2 separate regions of the Homo sapiens genome follow, and region 2 is linked to region 1. A link is an interaction called in ENCODE POLR2A ChIA-PET data of the cell type or tissue named here. Cell type or tissue: Panc1. All regions are shown on one strand. Links, peaks and the distances in the headings refer to the core of each region. The heading gives the core; the rest is flanking DNA.

What was found. Peaks named below come from ENCODE experiments on the same cell type or tissue, not always from the same donor. Only the 100,000 strongest peaks of a DNase experiment are listed, where the experiment ranks them.
Region 2: POLR2A ChIA-PET joins it to region 1 with 14 read pairs; 2 of 35 experiments call an interaction of 5 or more read pairs at or near these places.

What each region holds. Positions count from the first base shown.
Region 1 is chr3:196,562,404-196,565,319 of GRCh38, forward strand. All of the region lies in intron 2 of WDR53 (WD repeat domain 53), which reads right to left. Among named protein-coding and RNA genes, the nearest start is that of WDR53, 4.7 kb to the right of the region's middle. RefSeq lists an enhancer at 723-1,922. In Panc1, for the core only: no CTCF peak of the experiment used is centred there; DNase peaks (open chromatin) are centred at 1,688 and 2,378; H3K27ac peaks cover 707 bases.
Region 2 is chr3:196,331,619-196,334,534 of GRCh38, forward strand. The region is part of intron 1 of TM4SF19 (transmembrane 4 L six family member 19); the gene reads right to left. All of the region lies in intron 1 of TM4SF19-DYNLT2B (TM4SF19-DYNLT2B readthrough (NMD candidate)), which reads right to left. Among named protein-coding and RNA genes, the nearest start is that of TM4SF19, 5.3 kb to the right of the region's middle. In Panc1, for the core only: no CTCF peak of the experiment used is centred there; no DNase peak of the experiment used is centred there.

The sequences.
Region 1 (2,916 bases), core at 277-2,776:
GGCACCCGGCACCATGCCTGGCTAATTTTTGTATTTTTAGTAGAGACGGGGTTTCACCATGTTGGCCAGGCTGGTCTCAAACTCCTGACCTCAGGTGATCCACCCACCTTGGCCTCCCAAAGTGCTGGGATTATAAGCGTGAGCCACCACGCCCGGCTGCAATGTGTTTTAGTAAGTCCTCCAGGTGATCCTGATGTACAGTGGAATTGCAGAATCTGTATTAAACTAATGACCACCTGGGGAAATGGTGAAAATGGCAGGCCCTTGGTCTCCCCACCAGACACTTATTCAGTAGGTTATCTAATTTTATCTCAAAACAACCCTTTTGATTGGTATTATTCCATTTTAGGGATAATAAAACCGAGTCTCAGAAATGTTAAATAATTTTCCCAAGGTCACTTGACTCTTAGGATTTGTAACAGATCCCAAATGTTTTGTTTTTGTTTTGAGACAGGGTTTTGCTCTGTCACCCAGGCTGCAGTGCAGTGGCACAATCGTGGCTCACTGCAGCCTTGACCTCCCAGGCCTAAGCAATCCTCCCACCTCAGTCTCCTGAGTAGCTCAGACCACTTATGTGCACCACCATGCCTGGCTAATTTTTATTTTATTAAATTTTTTTTTGCAAAGTCGGGGTCTCCCTATGTTGCCCAGGCTCCAAATATTTAAATAATGAAGGTCCTTTTCTAACAACTCCACCTGACAACAGTTTTGTTATTATTCTTTGAAGAAACAGAAAATGACCAAAAGTTACTAGTAAGTCATCAGTGCTTGAAAATGTACTCACATATGTTTAATCATATTATCATCTACCTGCACTTACACAACAGTGTAAAATTTAGATTTCTCATCCTCTAGGAATCCCAGATATACACACACTGGAAATGCCACATAATACCGGCCTGCCGTGCCCGCCTGCTGGTCAAGGCAAAAAGGAAATCAGGGCAATTTATACAACTCTAATCTTGGTCAAGACAAAAGGAAGCAAATAAATCTACCTGGACAAATTTAATTTTTCATTTCATAAGCGAAAGGAGAGCTTACCCGAGTGCCAGCCCCCAGAGCTGTTGTGCTATTTTCAGATAAGATACTTGAATTTAGCCCAGTGGTACAGAGATAAAATCATTTAAAATAATCTGGCAATCTGCCCAAAGTTTCCATTCCCAACACAAAGCTTTTTTTTTTTTTTGAGACGGAGTCTTGCTCTGTCGCCCAGGTTGGAGTGCAATGGCACAATCTCAGCTCTCTGCAACCTCTGCCTCCTATGTTTAAGCGATTCTCCTGCCTCAGCCTCCCAAGTAGCTGAGATTATAGACGCCTGCCACCACGCCAGGCTAACTTTTCCATTTTTAGTAGAGACAGGGTTTCACCATGTTGGCCAGGCTGGTCTTGAACTTCTGACCTTACATGATCCACCCACTTCAGCCTCCCAAAGTGCTGGGATTATAGGCGTGCGTCACCGCACCCAGCCTCCCCCTACTTTTAGTCACACATACGATCACTAATTAGACTGCAAAAAAATCACTGATCTATTAGTAATCAAGGTAACGGAAACGTGATCACAAAATCAAATACAGAAATGTTCATAAAAATAACAAAATAAAAAACAAAATTAAACTTTTGTTTTCAAGCAGAAGCACTCAACTAATATACAGAGGAAACTAACTGGAGACTGAAGCAATAATATTTAAAGGAGAGAATTGGAGAGGAAATGACTCAGAGGGAGGTAAAAACAGGGAGCCCTGGTGGTTTGATTTTTGCTGACAAGTACTGAAACAGCAGCAGGTAAATATGCCGTAACGAAGACTGTTGCCAAAAGTTCCAGATAAACCTAGATTTTAAACGAAAGGCACTGATAGTATTTAGGCTTAGGAACTGTAATACTGACTTACCTCATGATAAAGATGCTATCCTACAAATTTGAATTGAGTATTGAAAAGTCAATTTAAGTTACAAATAATTTTGTTTAACGATTTCAATTTTTTTTCTTTTTTCTTTTTTTTTTTTTTTTGAGACAGGGTCTTGCTCTGTCATGCAGGCCTTGACCTCCCCAGGCTCAAGTGATCCTCCCGCCTTAGCCTCCTGAGTAGCTGGAACTACAGGCTCTCACCACCAAACCCACCTAATTTTTTGTATTTTTTTTGTAGAGATGAGGTTTCCCCACATTCCCCAGGCTGTTCTTGAACTCCTGGGCTCAAGTGATCCTCCCGTCTCAGCCTCTCAAAGTGCTGGCATCACAGGCATGAGCCACTGCACCCAGCCAATGCTTTCAAATCTTTAGAATGTCGATCACTTTTTTGCCAAGTTATAGTTTTAATTTTGCTATGATGAATCAACTTTGAAGTCAGGAAGTCTGTACTCTAGAGCATTAAGATTTGCTGATATTTGTGTGCATACAGGTTTTGGATCCCAGCTGGGATTTTAGGTTTTCTCTGAAACAAGAATGAGGCAAGGTTTCTAGTGCTCCTGTTTCTCCATTACAAATCTACCCACAGGAGAGCCAAATAAATGCTGACTGACAGACAAAAGTTTTAGCAGGTTTTCTTCCTAATTTAATTCTTTTCTAGAAAAGATTAACTCAATCTTCAAGGTTCATTCAGTTAAGTTTTGCTCCGAAGTGTGAGAAGACAGGCAATAAACGAATTTTGTCCTTAAAGGGATTATTATAAAGACTACAGTTCCTATAAATTTTTCCACAGTGGAACCAGTAGTAACTCTTGTTCTATTAGTCTCACAAGACCCCAAGAACACTTTCATCTTATTAAACTCTACACACTAAACTCCTACTCTCTAAATCACATAGATAATATTTACTGATCATTTATCTAGTCAGAAAAATAAATAACTGTTACTGGGAATGTTAAAAAAAAAAAAAAGGCAGGGGCCAGGGGAGGCTGGGCGTGGTGGCTCACGCCTGCA
Region 2 (2,916 bases), core at 188-2,687, 230 kb before region 1:
CTCTACTAAAAATACAAAACTAGCCGGGCGTGGTGGCGCATGCCTGTAATCCCAGCTACTCGGAAGGCTGAGGCAGGAGAATCACTTGAACCCGGGAGGTGGAGGTTGCAGTGAGCCGAGATTACGCCACTGCACTCCAGCCTGGACAACAAGAGTGAAACTCCGTCTCAGAAGAAAAAAAAATGTAATAGAGGTGAGGTCTCCTTATGTGGCCCAGGCTGGTCTCAAACTCCTTGGCTCAAGGGCCCTCCCACTTCAGACACCTAAAGTGCTAGGATGACAGGCGTGAGCCACTGCACTTGGCCACTTGAGGCTCTTGACACGCCTATAACACACTGCTTTGCACCTAATCAGAAAATATGTGTATAGAGGCCAGGCACGGTGGCTCACGCCTGTAACCCCAGCACTTTGGGAGGCTGAGGTGGGTGGATCACGAGGTCAGGAGTTTCCGACCAACCTGGCCAACATGGTGAAACCCCGTCTCTACTAAAAATACAAAAAAATTAGCTGGGCATGGTGGCGGGTGCCTGTGGTCCCAGCTACTCGGGAGGCTGAGGCAGTAGAATGGCGTGAACCTGGGGGGCTGAGATCACGCCAGTGCACTCCAGCCTGGGCAAGAGAGTGAGATTCGGTCTCAAAAAAAAAAAATTAACTGCGTGGTGGTGTGCGCCTGTAATCCAAGCTACTCAGGAGCTTGAGGCAGGAGAATCGCTTGAGCCCGAGAGGCAGAGGTGGCAGTGAGCCCAGATCACGCCACTGCACTCCAGCCTGGGTGACAGAGCAAAAGAGAGAGAGAGAGAGGAGGGAGAGAGGGAGGGAGGGAGGGAGGAAGGAAGAAAGGAAAGGAAGGAAGGAAAGAGGAAGGGGAAGGGGAAGGGAAGAAAAAAAATATATATATATATAAAAGATATGGATCAGAGGCTCTATATATATGCACACACACATATATATCATATACATATAATGTATAATGTGCGTATATATGTGTGTACGTACACACACACACACACACAATAGTCCCCCATATCTGCAGGGGATATGTTCCAAGAGCTCCAGCGGATACCTGAAACCACAGATCATACCAAACTCTGTATATTCAGATGCTTCTCCACTTATGATGGGGTCGAACTCCTATAAACCCGTTGTAAGTCAAAATATCCTAAGTTCAAAAGGCATTTAATGCTGGCAACACAGTAGACTGTCCCTGACTCACAATGGTTCAACTTACAATTTTTTTTTTTTTTTTTTTTTTGAGACAGGGTCTTGCTCTGTCACCCAGGCTGGAGTGCAGTAGCACAATCATTGTTCACTGCAGCCCTGATCTGGGCTCAAGTGATCCTCCCACCTCAGTCTCTCGGATAGCTGAGACCGCAGGCATGCGCCACCATACCTGGCTAATGTTTTAGTTCTATAGAGACAGGGTCTCACTATGTTGCCCAAGCTGATCTCAAACTCCTGGCCTCAAGTGATCCTCTCACCTCCACCTCCCAAAATGTTGGGATTACAGGCGTAAGCCACCACGCCCAGTCCCAATTTACTTTTGACTTTGTGATGGTGCAAAAGCAATGAGTATTCAGTAGAAACCGTAATCCCATCATAAAGGGTAAGGAGTTCACTGATGATGGAGTTAGGTCCCTAGAAACCTGTCGTAAAGTTGGAAACTTAGAAGTCAAACCACTATAAGTAGAGGACTGTCTGTACTATGCTTTTTCCTATACATACATATCTGTAATAAAGTTTAATTTATAAATCAGGCATAGTAAGAAGTTCGCAACAATAATAATAAAATAGAACAGTTATAACAACATACTGTAATGAAAGTTATGTGAATGTGGTCTTTCTCATTGAAAATATTTTATGTAAGTTTTTTGAACTGCAGTTGACCACAGATAGCTAAAACTTTGGAAAGCAAAGCTTCAGTTAAGGGGGGATTACTTTACATCACACATAAATAATGAAATATTTCACAGCATGAAGAATTAAACATTGGGGGAGGGCCAGGGCTGAAAAACTATCTGTAGGTACCGCGCTCACTACCTGAGTGACGGGAATCACTCATACCCTAACCTCAACATCACACAATAGACACGGAACAAGCCTGTATATGTATCCCCGGATCTAAAATAAAAGTTGAAATTATATTTTTAAAATTTGCATTAAAGGCCAGGTGCAGTAGTTCACGCCTATAATCCCAGCACTGTGGGAGGCCGAGGCGGGTGGATCACTTGAGGTCAGGAGTTCAAGACAGCCTGGCCAACCTGGCGAAACCTCATCTCTACTAAAAATACAAAACTTAGCTGGGAATGGTGGTGTGCGCCTGTAATCCCAGCTACTCAGGAGGCTGAGGCAGAAGAATCACTTGAACCTGGGAGGCAGAGGTTGCAGTGAGCCAAGATCGCACCACTGCACTCCAGCCTGGACCACAGATCGAGACTCCGTCTCAAAAAAAAAAAATTGCATTAAAAAAGAATTAAACATAATGTGTAAAATATATTTGTAACTTGTGTGAGATAATTAACACCCATGTAAACACAACCAATATCAAACATACGTCATTACCCATCACATCACTGACACTCAGGTGTGCCCTCTCCAATCCTGCCTTCTTTCTGGATTCCTTCCTAGGAACTACTATCCTATATTTCATCTTCAACATATCCTTTTAAAAACAGTTTTACGACTTAGGAACTCAGAATTGTTTTAGAAACTTGTTTAGTCGGGTGTTTTCCATTTTTCAAGACTGTAGCTTTTCTTTTCTTTTTCTTTTTTTTTTTGAGATGGAGTCTTGCTCTGTCTCCCAGGCTGGAGCTCAGAAACAGACCCGGTCCAGGATAAATAATTTTTTTTTTTCTTGAGACAGAGTCTCACTCTGTCGCTCAGGCTGGAGTGCAGTGGCGCGATCTCAGCTCACTGCAA